Linked DNA regions of Homo sapiens: region 2 is linked to region 1. The links are chromatin loops, found by intact Hi-C in ENCODE. Cell type or tissue: ovary. All regions are shown on one strand.

The links. A loop is a pair of places that touch in the nucleus more often than their neighbours do. Peaks named below come from ENCODE experiments on the same cell type or tissue, not always from the same donor. Only the 100,000 strongest peaks of a DNase experiment are listed, where the experiment ranks them.
Region 2: a loop joins it to region 1, with 4 times the contacts of the local background. A loop is called at or near these places in 1 of 110 quality-filtered maps.

The regions. Positions count from the first base shown.
Region 1 is chr7:70,201,795-70,209,794 of GRCh38, forward strand. All of the region lies in intron 4 of AUTS2 (activator of transcription and developmental regulator AUTS2), which reads left to right. Among named protein-coding and RNA genes, the nearest start is that of AUTS2, 610 kb to the left of the region's middle. In ovary, no CTCF peak of the experiment used is centred here; no DNase peak of the experiment used is centred here.
Region 2 is chr7:70,786,283-70,794,282 of GRCh38, forward strand. It overlaps AUTS2 (activator of transcription and developmental regulator AUTS2), which reads left to right. Exons shown (of 19, transcript NM_015570.4): 18 at 927-1,149; 19 at 3,466-7,224. The coding sequence ends at 4,714. Among named protein-coding and RNA genes, the nearest start is that of GALNT17, 340 kb to the right of the region's middle. In ovary, no CTCF peak of the experiment used is centred here; a DNase peak (open chromatin) is centred at 4,189.

The sequences.
Region 1 (8,000 bases):
ATCCCCATCAAGCTACCAATGACTTTCTTCACAGAATTGGAAAAAACTACTTTAAAGTTCATATGGAACCAAAAAAGAGCCCGCATTGCCAAGTCAATCCTAAGCCAAAAGAACAAAGCTGGAGGCATCACACTACCTGACTTCAAACTATACTACAAGGCTACAGTAACCAAAACAGCATGGTACTGGTACCAAAACAGAGACATAGATCAATGGAACAGAACAGAGCCCTCAGAAATAATGCCGCATATCTACAACTATCTGATCTTTGACAAACCTGAGAAAAACAAGCAATGGGGAAAGGATTCCCTATTTAATAAATGGTGCTGGGAAAACTGGCTAGCCATATGTAGAAAGCTGAAACTGGATCCCTTCCTTACACCTTATACAAAAATCAATTCAAGATGGATTAAAGATTTAAACGTTAAACCTAAAACCATAAAAACCCTAGAAGAAAACCTAGGCATTACCATTCAGGACATAGGCGTGGGCAAGGACTTCATGTCCAAAACACCAAAAGCAATGGCAACAAAAGACAAAATTGACAAATGGGATCTAATTAAACTAAAGAGCTTCTGCACAGCAAAAGAAACTACCATCAGAGTGAACAGGCAACCTACAACATGGGAGAAAATTTTCGCAACCTACTCATCTGACAAAGGGCTAATATCCAGAATCTACAATGAACTCAAACAAATTTACAAGAAAAAAACAAACAACCCCATCAAAAAGTGGGCGAAGGACATGAACAGACACTTCTCAAAAGAAGACATTTATGCAGCCAAAAAACACATGAAGAAATGCTCATCATCACTGGCCATCAGAGAAATGCAAATCAAAACCACTATGAGATATCATCTCACACCAGTTAGAATGGCAATCATTAAAAAGTCAGGAAACAACAGGTGCTGGAGAGGATGCGGAGAAATAGGAACACTTTTACACTGTTGGTGGGACTGTAAACTAGTTCAACCATTGTGGAAGTCAGTGTGGCGATTCCTCAGGGATCTAGAACTAGAAATACCATTTGACCCAGCCATCCCATTACTGGGTATATACCCAAATGAGTATAAATCATGCTGCTATAAAGACACATGCACACATATGTTTATTGCGGCACTATTCACAATAGCAAAGACTTGGAACCAACCCAAATGTCCAACAATGATAGACTGGATTAAGAAAATGTGGCACATATACACCATGGAATACTATGCAGCCATAAAAAATGATGAGTTCATATCCTTTGTAGGGACATGGATGAAATTGGAAACCATCTCTCAGTAAACTATCGCAAGAACAAAAAACCAAACACCGCATATTCTCACTCATAGGTGGGAATTGAACAATGAGATCACATGGACACAGGAAGGGGAATATCACACTCTGGGGACTGTGGTGGGGTCGGGGGAGGGGGGAGGGATAGCATTGGGAGATATACCTAATGCTAGATGACACATTAGTGGGTGCAGCGCACCAGCATGGCACATGTATACATATGTAACTAACCTGCACAATGTGCACATGTACCCTAAAACTTAGAGTATAATAAAAAAAAAAAAAAAAAAGAAGTTTACGGATAAAAGAATGAGAAGTAGACTGACATTGTACTTTTCATTAACGTGTTGAATGCCTAAAGAATGGAAGGAAAATAAGCTTAAAATTTTGAATCTATGATAAAGAAAACTATTGATTAACCATATGCATATTTGACATTAAAATAATTCATAATTAGGACTAACAGATTTCTGGCTTAAAAAATCTAACAATTACTTTAAGAAGCAAAAGACATTTCCAGAATAAAGTAGGGGGATATATAGAAAAGTTGGTACCTTTTTTAAACAGAGTCTTCTTTTGTAAGGAAGTAGAATTTATTCATCAAAGGAGATTTATGAAAAGTATGGTGGTATAGTGAGTGGCCTCACTAGTTTTAATGATTGATATTTGAATATAGCTTAGTCTTATAACAACTCCCCAAATAAAAATTTAAAATTCATTTGTATCCCTTTGATTTTCAGTGCTAAAAACTAGATTGTGAATGTCAAGGAAATATTTAAGTTATTTCTGAACTAATGTATTTGTAGAGAGAAGAAGGGAGTGTGCACGTGATCGAGAATTATGTTTTGAAAATAAATGAATGATTGGCTATTAAAAAAATTTTTAAGCCTTAAAAAAAAAAAAAAAAGACACTGTATAAATGTTAGTTGTTTGAGCATTTTTGTATATACGTGTATGTCCACACACATATACACAACATTTTAAAATAACATCAGTTATTTTCCCTCTTTTATGTTTTTATTTTCCTAATAATTCATACCAGTGATGTAAGATAGTGGTACCCAGACCCCATAATCTAAGAGGAATTTGTTGCCATTTGAACAAGGAATGTGTTGCCTCATTCATATTTTCAAAAGGATATAAATACATTGTTGTATATCTTTAGGGGAAATATATATTCAGTATTTTAACCAGAGTTCTCACTGCTGTGTTCCCACATTGTTAATATCAGGTAGTTTGCCTAGATGTTCACAGTAGAAGTACAGGGATGTAGAAACATGGTCTTTCTTCCCAAAGAAGTCATTTTTCTTTAAAATTTGTGAAATAAATGAATTAATTGAGTCAGCCTTTAACATAGTAATCCATTTTGCATTATTCAGCTTTGATTGAAAGAGACAGAGAAAATATGTTTTGTCGGGGGGTGGGGAGAATGGGAGATAGAGATTTCTCAGAATTAACAGGGTGCTCTATAGCTCAATAAGAGGCCCTGTATATACAGCAGGATAGATTTGTAGTTAGTTAAGGAAATCTTAAGTCTAAAGGTTGTAATTCCCTTAGAATTCCTGTAAGTTAATTGTTTTTCCCCCACTGTAATGCATACCCTTGAAAGGCAGGAACCTTCTGTTTATCATTGTATCCCAAGGGCCTATCATAAGCACCTGGTAACCAATAAATGTTGAACTGATATATGAAATTTTCCTGATCTTAGAGATTAAGTATTATCCTCATGGTCTAGGGGAATAAAACATCCACACGTCCAAACCATAGTAATTCTGTTTCCATATTCTGCTATCTATGGGTTTCATTATTTTAAGTATTCTAAACTTACAGAGAGCAAGACTAATACTTTAAAATTTTATTTTGGTCTATAGGGAAAAAAAAAGGTTATTTGAGTTTGGTGACTGTGTCCATCACTTTGGTTTACCACTGAATTCACAGCAGATACTAAGAAGTATCTGCATTGTTTTGTTTGGTTTGGTTGGGTTTTTAAAACAGGGTCTTGCTGTGTCACCCAGGCTGGAGTGCAGTGGCATGATCATAGCCCACTGCAACCTCAAACCCAGAGTGAATGGATCTTCCTGCCTCAGCCTCCCAAGAAGCTGGGACTTCAGGAATGCACCATTTGTGCCTGGCTAATTTTTATTTTTTTATTTTTTGTAGACATGGGATCTCACTGTATTGCCCAGGCTGGTCTTGAACTCTTAGCCTCAGGTGACCCTCCTGCCTCTGTCTCCTGAGTAGCTGCAATCACTTAATCCTTTAATAGTCCCACCAATCTATTATTATCTCTGTTTGACAACTTATGAAACTGAGGTCAGATAGGGCAAATGCAGTCATGCACCATATAACAACGTGTCAGTCAACAACAGACCACATATATAGTGGAGATCCAATAAATTATAATAACATATTTTTACAGTACTTTTCTGTATTTAGACACACAAATACTTGCCATTATGTTACAGTACTGTACTACATAGGCAACTATGCTATTCAGTACAGTAACATGCTGTAGAGGTTTGTAGCCTAGGAGCAATAGGCTATACCATAGAGCCTAGGTGTATAGCAGACTGTACAATCTAGGTTTTTGTAAGTATACTCTATGAAGTTTGCACAGCAACGAGATCACTTAACAATACATTTCTCAGAACGTATGCCCATTGTTAAGCAAAGCGAGACTGTAATTGACCTAAGGTCACACAGTTAACAAGTAGTGAGGTTTTAAACTAAGGCCTTTGACCAGTGCTCTTGATCATTACAGAGTGGTACCAACATGGTAGCATAAGCTTTAAGAGGAGGGAAAACTTGGTTCCCGTGGCTTTATCAGGGAAGACTTCTTAGAGGAGGTAGCAGTTAAGCTAGCCCTTAAAGAATAAGTCTTATCTTGAACTGAATGTATGCTAGAGTCAGAATTATAGAGGATTAGATTCAGAATAAAAGGCCATCTGTTTCAAGTTCCTAATTTGCAGAGGAGAAAACTGGGATCTGTGAGGTTAAATAACTTGTTGTAGGACATATGGCTAATTAAGTGGCATTAGAACTGTTCTCTTCCCTCCTCTATCCTGTGTTATTCCCTGTCCCCCTCCGTTAATGCACACTAGCTCATGTTAAGTCTGTTTTTTCATCAACACTTTCTAATAAGAGTTCCTAAAAACATTTTACAGCTTGAAAGTGGAGGCTTTCTTGTGTATCTATGTATGGTGATGAGGTTAAACCAGGAAAGGGTCAGGGCAGGCATGGAAGGAGATACTAGAGATACGTGGAGACATGGAGAGACAGACCTTTTCTATCTGTTTTTTGTTTTTTTTTCCTAGCATTTTACTTTATTGTTACATCTGTTTCCTTCCATAAGTATAGATAATTGAGTGTTGAGAGAAAGGGGACAAATGAAATTCTAATGAGAAAAAAATGATTTAAAATTCCACAAAATCTATGGAATTTCAGCCTCTTAAGTAACCTGGGATGTTTTTAACTTTCACTAATGTTTATTAGCCAGTGTCCTTCCTGCCACCCACCTACAAGGATGTCTCAAGGATGAAATGAGGTCATATATGTGAATACACACTTAGGATACAACTGCCATGTATTGGCAGTCTTGTCTGTTCCCTGGGCCTACACTGTTCCTTGCCTCAAAATGTAGTACTATCAGGTAGTGTTGATGTTTCATTAGCCAAGTGGTTATATCAGATTTATGTACTGCTAAACAATTGATCTGGGACTTGGGTAAATACTCATTGGAAAAACATTTGTTGTATTCTGAGTGCTCCCTGTTAATCTTCTCCTCCTCAGATAGCAAGCTAGATCTGGGACTTAAGGTGGATTTTTTTCCTTATTTTTTTTTCCTTTGTTTTACCCAATGATTGAAAATATAAAACTAAACCTTTTTCAGTAAAGTCTGAATCAGCAGATACTTACATTACTTTGGCATAGGCTTTTTATAGACTAGCTAGAAGAATACAGTAATTAGCATATGCATTTCCTCATTAAAATGTCATTAGTGAAGGCTTTGTTCTTTTAAGGTCCTTCAAATAAGGTTTATTGCATTGCATTCCATCACTAATATTTTACCAGGAGTCAGATATCTTACTTAGGTGTGTTGAAGCAAGGGTTACTTTGGACTTTCTATAGGGTAATGACCTAAGAGCAGACCTGGACACACATAAATCTCTATGCTTACATTGGGTGGGCCCTACTTTATGTACTAGTAATAATTACCAGTCTCTTCTCACACTGTCCATTCAGAATCCTTTGGATATATAGACATTTAGCAAACCTAGACTTGTTTGAAAGAATAAACTGTTATCTGCACTAAACTGTTTTCCTTGGTTATCTTGGTAGGATTTGATTTGAAAAAAATGTATGAAGAATTAGAAGAAAAGAAATTTATAATGTACTATAATCATTTGAGATACAGTATTATGCAGGAGTAAGAATACAGGCTTTAGAATCAGACCATTGAGGATTCAAATTCTTGCTTCATCATTTACTGGTTGTGTAACTTTGTGATACTTAGCCTTTATAAACCTCAATTGTCTGAATGTAATACGGAAATATGAGTGGTCCATACCTTATAGGAATGTTTGAGAATTCAGTTAGATTATGCATGTAAAGTATTTAGCACTGCTGCCTGGAATATATGATCTATTATTACATTACCGGCTGGGCATGGTGGCTCACGCCTGTATTCCCAGCACTTTGGGAGGCCGAGGAGGGTGGATCACCTGAGCTCAAGGGTTTGAGACCAGCCTGACCAACATGGTGAAACCCCATCTCTACTAAATATAAAAAATTAGCCGGGCATGGTGGTGCATGCCTGTAATCCCAGATACTTGGGAGGCTGAGGCAGGAGAATCGCTTGAACCCAGGAGGCAGAGGTTGTAGGGAGTCGAGATTGCGCCATTGCACTCCAGCCTGGGCAACAAGAGTGAAACTCCATCTCAAAAAAAAAAAAAAAAAAAAAAACCAACAAAAAATTATCTTTATAATAGAAAAAAGGAGTGTGTGTATTTTCATATGTATTGTATCTGCTTTCTACACATCTTTGACTTAAGAAATCCTAACATGAAATTTCAAAACAAGTAAGAAGGTATTTAAGGAGTGGTCATTAATATCATTAATTGGCTTAAGGCAAACTTTCTTTAAAAAGTCACACACATGGTGTATTCAAAATAAACTACTTCACTTAATCATTTTAACATTTCTGCTATGCAGCGTGACTAGCAACTTGAAGGAGCAAGTTAGGAAATGCCTTTGATGACCCCATGACATCACTATGTTATTAAATAACTGGAAATAAACTGAAAATTATGGGATAGTCTTTAAGGCTTTCATGACATTTCAGCATTTTAGGGTTGCAGTATTCCAAGGACTTTTAGAGTAATTGCATGTCATCCTTTGTGTGTTGTGGGCAAATTTGGGTTAGCTAAAAGTTGGTCAGTTAAAAAAAATTTATATTAAGCATCTACTCTGAGCCAGGCATTGTTCTTTTTTGCTGTGAATATAGTGCTGAACAAGAACAGAAGCCTTGCTGTCAAAGACGTAACATTCCAGGGTAAGAAAATAGATAACTCATAAAGAAGGAAATGATTAATTCAGATACTTGTGAGGCTATGGAGAAGATAACCTAGGCTAACGTGATAGAGATGGGTGGTGAGGATGTGAGTTAAGGGGAGGCCTTTTGCAGGTTGTTGGGAGGAGATGCAAGTGTTCCAAGCAGAAGAAAGAAGAAGTACAAAGTCCCTGATACACTAACAATCTTGGTGTGTTCAAGGGACAGGAAAAAGGCCGGTGTGGCTGGAATTTGGTGTTCAAAGCAAGAGAGGAGAGATAAAGGAAGATGAGTCATGCAGAGCCTTTTGAAGGCTGTGGGTAAAATGTATGTTATACGGAACTTAGTTCTAAATCTAGTTGCAGTGGATTAACCTGGAGAGTGATGCAAACTGAGTTTTACTCTGGAAAAACACTGTGACTGTTGTGTGGAGAATATGCTCCCAAGTGTAGAAACTAGATCACCTTGCATGGGCCAAGAGAGATGGTGGTAGTTTAAGACTAGGATTGTAGCAGTGAAATGTAAAGTGGTTGCATTCGGACATATTTTGGATAGAGATTTGACAGGAGGTAGGTGGATTGGACATGGGATGTAAAGTAAAAAGAGGAAGCAAGGATGACTTCCAGGAGTTTAGCTTGAGCAGCTGGATGGCTGATATCATGTGTAGGCATAGGGAAAGGTTGTATGAGGAAGAATTTATAGGGTGTGAGGGTGTGAAGCAGGGAATAATTTTGTTTTGACATGTTATGAAAGAAATGCCAATTGACGGCTAAGAAAAGATGTCATCTGGGCAGGTAAAGAATCTAGGAGATTGGGAAAATGTCCAGCGTGGAGGTATAAATGTGAAAACCATCAGCATATGGGATTGAAAGCTATGGGGCTGTTTGGATTCCCTAGGAAGAGAATATAAATAAAGAAGGGGGCTGAGAACAGAGTCTCATTTATAATATCCTGATAAGGAAGAAGACCCAGTGAAGGAGATGAAGAAGGAGAAGCCAGTGATGTAACACAAGCATGGATCATGGCAAAAGAGAAAAAGGTGTTTCATAAACAAGGATGCTTGGTATGGCCACCTGTGTCAGTACTGTGAAGTTGAATATGATCAGGACAAATAATATTAATTGGGGCTTTATATTTCTCCTTTACTACAACCGATTAATGAAACAAAAAATTA
Region 2 (8,000 bases), 580 kb after region 1:
CAGAAAGTTTACTCAAGTGCGGAGTTTCATCCACATCCCATCTCTGCTCTCCAAGATTTTGGCTGCAGCTCACATTACAAGTGAAAGCAATAGTTACAGCAATTGTTACATTTCATCTTGCCCGTGGCATTCGTGGAATTGAAAAAAGCACAATGAAAAATAGCAGGAAGACACCACCAGGCTGCGACACCACCAGGCTTGGGATAATCAAGATTTGGCACCATTTTATTCTCCATCATCTAGGAGGACTCTGCAGCTTTCTACTATTAAAAAAGCCCATCTCGATTAGGAGAAGAATTACAACCCCATCTCACGTTCTAAACATTAGTGTTTAGTCGCTGAATATGCAAATTATTTTCTTTCATGCTACATACCATATATTCCGGGTACAGGAAGAGCTAAAACGTGTCTCTGAGCATACCGTCACAGGTCGGTCTTTATTTAAAACACAGGAAGGAGACCTGTGTGTCTGGTGAGGGCAAGGTCCTGTCTGGTCTCTGGTGACACTTGAGAGGGCCACGGTGGGTAGAGGAGACAGTGACTTCTACTGTGAATCAATTTAGAATTGTTAATCCAAATCCCACCATCATAACACACCCTTCTGCATGCCTGGAACTTCTGCATGCACCAGATACGTTGAATTAGGTCATCTCAGTACCCATTTGGTCCCTTTTCCTTTTTAACTTCCCCTGTCCCCACCTTTGCTTTTGGTTTTAAAAAGAAAAAAAAAAGCTGTGAGCTACCTCTCCAGTGTAGGACAAGACTTCCTCTAATGAATTTGTTAATCTCCTTTCCTTTTCCAGCTCCCAATAATATGTATTCATTTTAACTCTGAATGCTGTTAAAAGTTTTTTGGTAAGTACCTTCATTACAGCAGATTATATAATTTCTCTTAAACCTTTTTGTTCTCCACTTCACCATTTCAGCACCCAACTCAATGTTCGGCCACAAGGATGGCCCCAGTGTGCAGAACTTTAGCAACCCTCACGAACCCTGGAACCGGCTGCACCGAACGCCTCCGTCGTTCCCGACCCCTCCGCCCTGGCTGAAGCCAGGGGAGCTGGAGCGCAGCGCGTCCGCTGCAGCTCATGACAGAGATAGAGATGTAGATAAACGAGACTCATCTGTTAGTAAAGATGACAAAGAAAGGTACGGAAAGAAACCGCTCTCGAGTCCCCACGGGGGAGCCTGCTCTATGCCAAGTACCAGTGGAACTGGCCGCCCACCCTCCCTGTCCCAGCCTCGTGCTTTAGCCGCCCCGGTAGCCTCAGCTCCTCCCCACAGCCAGTGCCCGCAGCCCCTCGCAGTCCCCATGGCCCATAGCATATGGTGACCGTAGGAGATAGCAGAGCTAGCGACAGATTCCTGTCTCAGTCGCAGTTATACATCAGCACGTCCCAAGTCCCTGTTAGCGTGTCCAAACAGAAGTCTTTCTCTAGAAGACAGGGAGTTGGAGCTTCGGGCCAGACACACACAGCATGAATCAATTCCATATTTGCTTTCAAGTCCGTGCAGTCCATTTAACCATCCATAGGTTTTTCTCGCTCTTTTCCTCTTTTTGTTTTCTTTTAGAAAGCCATGTTTGCATTGCCTCATCATATTTTTCTCAAATTTTGTTCAAACTCAAAGCCTGGGGCTCACAGATGACTAATAAAATTTTACTCACATAGATGTAGAGAAACGTCGACAAGCAGTTTTGGTTTGGTTTTGGTTTCACTAGTGGATAATTTTGTTAACCGTTGTCTCTGCACTTGGTAACCCATGCCTAAAAAAAAAAGTAGCGTTAAACAGGGAATGTCTTGGAGTTTTTTTTCCAAAGAATATCGTAACGCATTCTTGACAAAAATGTCTTTTTTTTTTTCTTTCTTTAGGCTATTTATTTTCACTTTAAATGAACTGATAAGGAATGCACAAATATGCTTGACAGAAAATACCTAATCCCAATTTCCTTGCAGTATTTAAGATTCAAATTTGATCCGAATCTTTAATGTTTCTTTTCTTTGTATACCGTGTATGTATGTGTGTGTGTATATCCTAGTAATTTCAAAGAAAGAATTCAACTTTGCAGGCTCTAAATGGGGCAGATTAGTAGATACTCATCAGAGGCCATCATGCTGACTGATAAAAGAAAAACAAATTTTCCTTCAAGGCAGTATGATAACAATCTCTTAACCACTGGGAGGAATGTTTATGACATTCATCTCTGAGCTGTGAACTGCCAAAATGAGGCACGCCTAGCAACATAACCTGGCCGACCCTAGGCCGCGAGCTCTCTGTACACAGCCTGTCACTAGGTGCAATGCAGGATGTGGCCACCAGCCCTTTGCGTGTTTTTCTGGATGGCGTCAAAATGGCCTCTTGGATTAAAGTCAGGAAGCTTAATAAATAAAATATACTCTTCTTCCATCCTTCCCTTAAAAGTTATTCTTCTTCTCTGCATGTGGGCAAGAAACAGCCCTTATAGGGGAGCCTCCTGAATACTCTGTGGTCCTCTGATCCTTGCACACCAGCACCAAGCCAGCATGGCAGCCTGCTGCTCTCCTCAACTTTGCCATATCTGTCTTGGCACCATCCGTAAGACCTGCCTGGTCTTAGTTTTAACTCAAGTTTTACCTTATTGTCATTCCATTTGTTTTTGCATTTTCTGCCCAATACTCTTGAGCCCCCATCCAAGACAGGTCTCTAAAATTCTTGTCTCGTGTTTTCACTCACAGCTGCTCTCTAAAATTGTTTTCAATGTCCCCATGAGGTTTCGTGTTTAGGGACCTGCTTTTCCTACTGCCTTCCCTCCGTCTTCTCATCAGACTTTGGCTTTCTTATCCCATCTGGTGCACAAGTGCTCTTTGCAACCCAAAAGTCCTCCAACTGTGGCTTCCTTTTGAGCCTTTCTCACGTGCTGTGTCTTGGAGATGGCTCTGTATCCACGTTCTTTGCTCTGAAACTGGTCACTTGTCCTTGTAAGGAGCAAGAGACTTCTGTGACACTGATGTTGAACCCTTTCTTCCACTGGTTCAGTGTTGCAAAGTTGGAAGAAAAGTGATACTGGGCGTTGGGCTCTTAAAACGTGATTCTTTACACTAGATGATCCCGGGAGTCCAGACAGTCGGGCTGGATTGCCACATCATTGCCTTATTGACCACATGCAGCCATCTTGGCTTTCTGGAAGCTCTTCTTCTGTGCTCTTGGTTGAGGCTCTTAACATGCAGAGAGATTCTTGCTCCCAGCAGACTCCCCCTCACCCTCATCCCTGGTCCATCTCCCCCATTAAGCTTCCTCTAAAATCTAGGTAAGTAGGATAAGGGTGGCTGGCTCTGCCCTGTCCAGGGCACGGCTGCTGCCTTGGCGACCATGGGAAGCAGCCCCCAGCCTGTCCTCTTCACACCACCATTTCACCCGCAGCCCCTGGCCCGGCCGACTCGCCCCTTTCATTTCATCTGCGTCCTTGTCTTCCCCTCTCTCCCCCAGGGAAAGCGTCGAGAAGAGACACTCCAGCCACCCTTCACCAGCACCTGTCCTCCCGGTGAATGCCCTGGGACATACCCGCAGCTCCACTGAACAGATCCGGGCTCATCTGAACACTGAGGCTCGGGAGAAGGACAAACCCAAAGAGAGGGAGAGAGACCACTCGGAATCCCGCAAGGACCTGGCCGCCGACGAGCACAAGGCGAAAGAGGGCCACCTGCCCGAGAAGGACGGGCACGGCCACGAGGGGCGCGCCGCGGGCGAAGAGGCCAAGCAGCTGGCCCGGGTGCCGTCTCCCTACGTGCGGACCCCGGTGGTGGAGAGTGCCAGGCCCAACAGCACCTCGAGCCGGGAGGCCGAGCCGCGCAAGGGTGAGCCGGCCTACGAGAACCCCAAGAAGAGCTCCGAGGTCAAGGTGAAGGAGGAGCGGAAGGAAGACCATGACCTGCCTCCAGAGGCCCCGCAGACCCACCGGGCCTCGGAGCCGCCGCCTCCCAACTCCTCGTCCAGCGTGCACCCGGGGCCCCTGGCCTCGATGCCCATGACGGTGGGGGTGACGGGCATTCACCCCATGAACAGCATCAGCAGCCTGGACAGGACTCGCATGATGACCCCCTTCATGGGCATCAGCCCCCTCCCGGGCGGAGAGCGCTTCCCGTACCCTTCTTTCCACTGGGACCCCATCCGGGACCCCTTGAGGGATCCTTACCGAGAACTTGACATTCACCGGAGAGACCCGCTGGGCAGGGACTTCCTGCTAAGGAACGACCCGCTCCACCGGCTCTCGACTCCCCGGCTGTACGAAGCCGACCGCTCCTTCAGGGACCGGGAGCCTCACGACTACAGCCACCACCACCACCACCACCACCACCCGCTGTCTGTGGACCCTCGGCGGGAGCACGAGCGGGGAGGCCACCTGGACGAGCGGGAGCGCTTGCACATGCTCAGAGAAGACTACGAGCACACGCGGCTCCACTCCGTGCACCCCGCCTCCCTCGACGGACACCTCCCCCACCCCAGCCTCATCACCCCGGGACTCCCCAGCATGCACTATCCCCGCATCAGCCCCACCGCGGGCAACCAGAACGGACTCCTCAACAAGACCCCTCCGACAGCAGCGCTGAGCGCACCTCCCCCGCTCATCTCCACGCTGGGGGGCCGCCCGGTCTCTCCCAGAAGGACGACTCCTCTGTCCGCAGAGATAAGGGAGAGGCCCCCTTCCCACACGCTGAAGGATATCGAGGCCCGATAAGCCGAGAACAGGAGCAAGAACGAGGAAGAAGAAACCCTAGGCAGACACCAGGCCAGGCTTGAGAGACAGAACTCCTGCATGGCTCACACAGACTGGGGGGGAAAGCCCCACCCCTTCCCCTTGTAAAAAATGTATAGACTCAGTGCACATTTTGAAATGTTTTGTATATTATATGTTGAGATTTTTCAGATCTTTTAGCCCAGTCATATGTTCTCACGTCTCCTACTTTTTGTTTCTCGTATAAAACTTTTTGATTTGAACCAAAACAGTGAAGATGACAACACACACCAATTGGATGATAATTGTAGCGGGGGCGGTGGGGGGGAGAAGTCCACGCCATCCATCATGCAAAATTCTTTCAGATGAGGTGGGAAGGCCGTGTACATAGTTATGTAAAAAGAGATTGCTTCATGAGCTAATGGTTCATATATGCAAAAGGGTAAGATGAAAGCTTTACTTTGTACAAATGTAAATAGATAAAGTAACATAATACATTAATACTTCTTAAAATGTGCTATTTGCAAACTTACTTAATATCAGTGAACACAGTCGGCTAAAGCTGTGTTCCCATATATTGTTATAGACAGCTAAACCCTTCAACTATGCAATGAATGTTCGGGCTTTTCACAAAAGCCCGCCTAACTCAAAGGAGCCTTTTCAAATCCATTTACAGCATACTTAAGGTCATATTTTCCCTGAACAAGCGCTTACGTGATATGACTCTGTTTTCCTTGCTTGTTTTTTTTCAAACGGAGAAACATCCTGTTTTGCAAATTGGACCCCAGGCTGGAACTTAGCATCTGAAGTTGCCGCTTGTGGGCTCTGGGGGAAAGTGTAGCCCCGGAGAGGTAACTGAGGACATGAGCAACCAGTGCCAGGGAGGGTGGGATTTGCCAGATGCCAAAATCAGGGGACGGGTGGTGGTGTCTGTCAGACACACACAGGTCGCCAGTGACTTCACACACACCTCATGTGAGAACCATGCCTTTTTTAGTGTGTCCTATTTCATACCTGTACACACTTCCTCGTTTTGTAATGAGATTTACTTACACCCAAACAGATCCTGAAAGAAAGCTTCAAGTTTTCTCAGATGATGGATATGTTTTCACTGTATTCAATAACTGACGGATGTAAGGTGCACGTTTCCTGATGTGACGCACTGTATTCCAGCTGGTGATCAAGTCTGGGAACAGCCGTAACAGGTCAACCTTGTGGAGCCATCGCGAGTTAGAGGGTGAAAGATGGCAGAAAAAAAAGTCTTGTGTGTGAGTGTGTTTTTTGAGTTTGCATCAATCTTAATGTCTCTTCATAATACTTTTATAATACATTAAGCCTCTTGTCTACATATTTGGAGAGAATATGACTTTACTAGCAGAGAAATACAATATATCTTGTCTACTGGACTGTAAAATATATGTATGAAATAAAATTAGTTCCATTTGGTCTTCTAGTATATTAAAGTGCTATCTGACGTTGTTATCCTGTTTTTGCAAAAAAAAAAAAAAAAAAAAGTTAACTACAGACCATTGTTTCTAATAAGCAGAGAGATCTATTTTAGTAGTAAACTGAAGGTTTAGTTGTGAGCTTCAGATTTTGTGAACTCCAGATGTTGTGCGGTGTTTTTTTTTTTTTTTAAGACAACAACTAAAAAAAATGCAAGGAATATGTACACTGGAACTGTAGTGGTAGCTTTCAGTATTGTAAAGAGATTGTTCTATACGGACCTTTTTGCTGTTTATCCTGTATGTAATAAAGTCCTTTCTAGATCCTATGTGAAAAGAAAAGTGAAGCAACTGAATCTTCAGCATGTTCTCATCGGCGGAGCCTTCTTGTGTAATGTAAACTGTGCCATGTTATTAAAAAATGTGAACTAAGCTTCCAGCTGCTTGTTTGTGTGAGGTGACCATCATTACCTTAGGGAAGAAGCCATACCTGTACAAGACCGGGCTCTTGAAAAGAAACACCTCGAACCCAGCCCGTGTAAGAACAGAAGGCTCACCTGCAGTGGCTGACCACCCTACCCAACTCGGTTAGTGTCTCACCAATTTGTTACTATAAACATTTGCACCCCACACAGTCGCTTGTGGTTTGTTTTTTGAGGAGGGGGGGTTCTGTTAGTTTTTCGTATGTCCAAGATACTGTAAAAGGTACTTCTGGATTTTGTAGACGTGTGTACAGTGTGGGCCACGTTAGCCAGTTGTTTGTGCCTGGCTACTTCAAAACTCAGCGAAAGTGTTTGCTTTTCCAGCAGTGATGAGAATTCTGACCTAGGGCCTGTGACAACAGTTTTTGCTTGCTCGTTGTATTGCATTTCAATCTGTGGACTCGGTCAGTCATATGTTACTTAAGACCTTCCAGATTTTTTTTTCCTGTCTTAGCTTTTTCTCTCTTTTAATTACGTGGTGTAGTCCTCATCAGTTTGCAGTCTCCCTGTCCTCTAAAATCTGTTTTGTTTTTTTCCATGATGTTAAAAAAACAAAAAAATGTTAAATTTTCTTATACCGACCTGATGAAATTGCTATTTGGATGAGATTATTTGCATGGGTGTTTGTATGTTACTAGGGAAAAAGTAAAAGCAGTTCAAGTTAGCAAGATCTGGGTAGCTGCTGAATGGGAATCAGAATAGAAATGTTCAGAAATTAGCGGGGGGGCAGATCTGTGGTTGGCGAGTGCTGTGGACTCCCGTGGTTTCACAGGGGCATCTGAGAAGTGCATCCAAGGCACTGGAAAAGTCAGTCCAGGGCGAGAAAAGGGCACTGAGAAGTCGGTCCGGTTGCAGACATCCGCTAATCTGGGCAGAGCAGTGACTTCTTGAATAAAAGCCCATTTCACACAGCCCTGTTTTCCTACGTTAATAACTGACTCCAAACTGGAAAAAATAAGGAAGAAAAACCCAGTGGATTGGAAAACACGATAAACACTGTGTTTTTCCACATCAGGCACTTCTCAGGCCCCTGCAGACAGTAGCAGTGGCGCCTTGCTTTGCTATTTTTCACTGCTCCAATTGTACACCTATTTTGACGTCGCCATCTGCAATGTCAGAACGTAGGAGAGTCAAGCTCTCAAATCAGCCACGGTATCTAATCCCCAGGGCTTCATTCATCTCACCCTTTGCATATTTTCCCCCTAATTACGCTCAGCTCCTCGGCACTGATGGGTACCAGCACCAATTTGATTTCCTGCTAACCTATAGATGCTCTAATTATCTCCCCCATCTTTGACTGACAATGATCTTGTTACCTTCTAATGGTACATGACAGGTAAAATAGCGAATATAATGATGCAA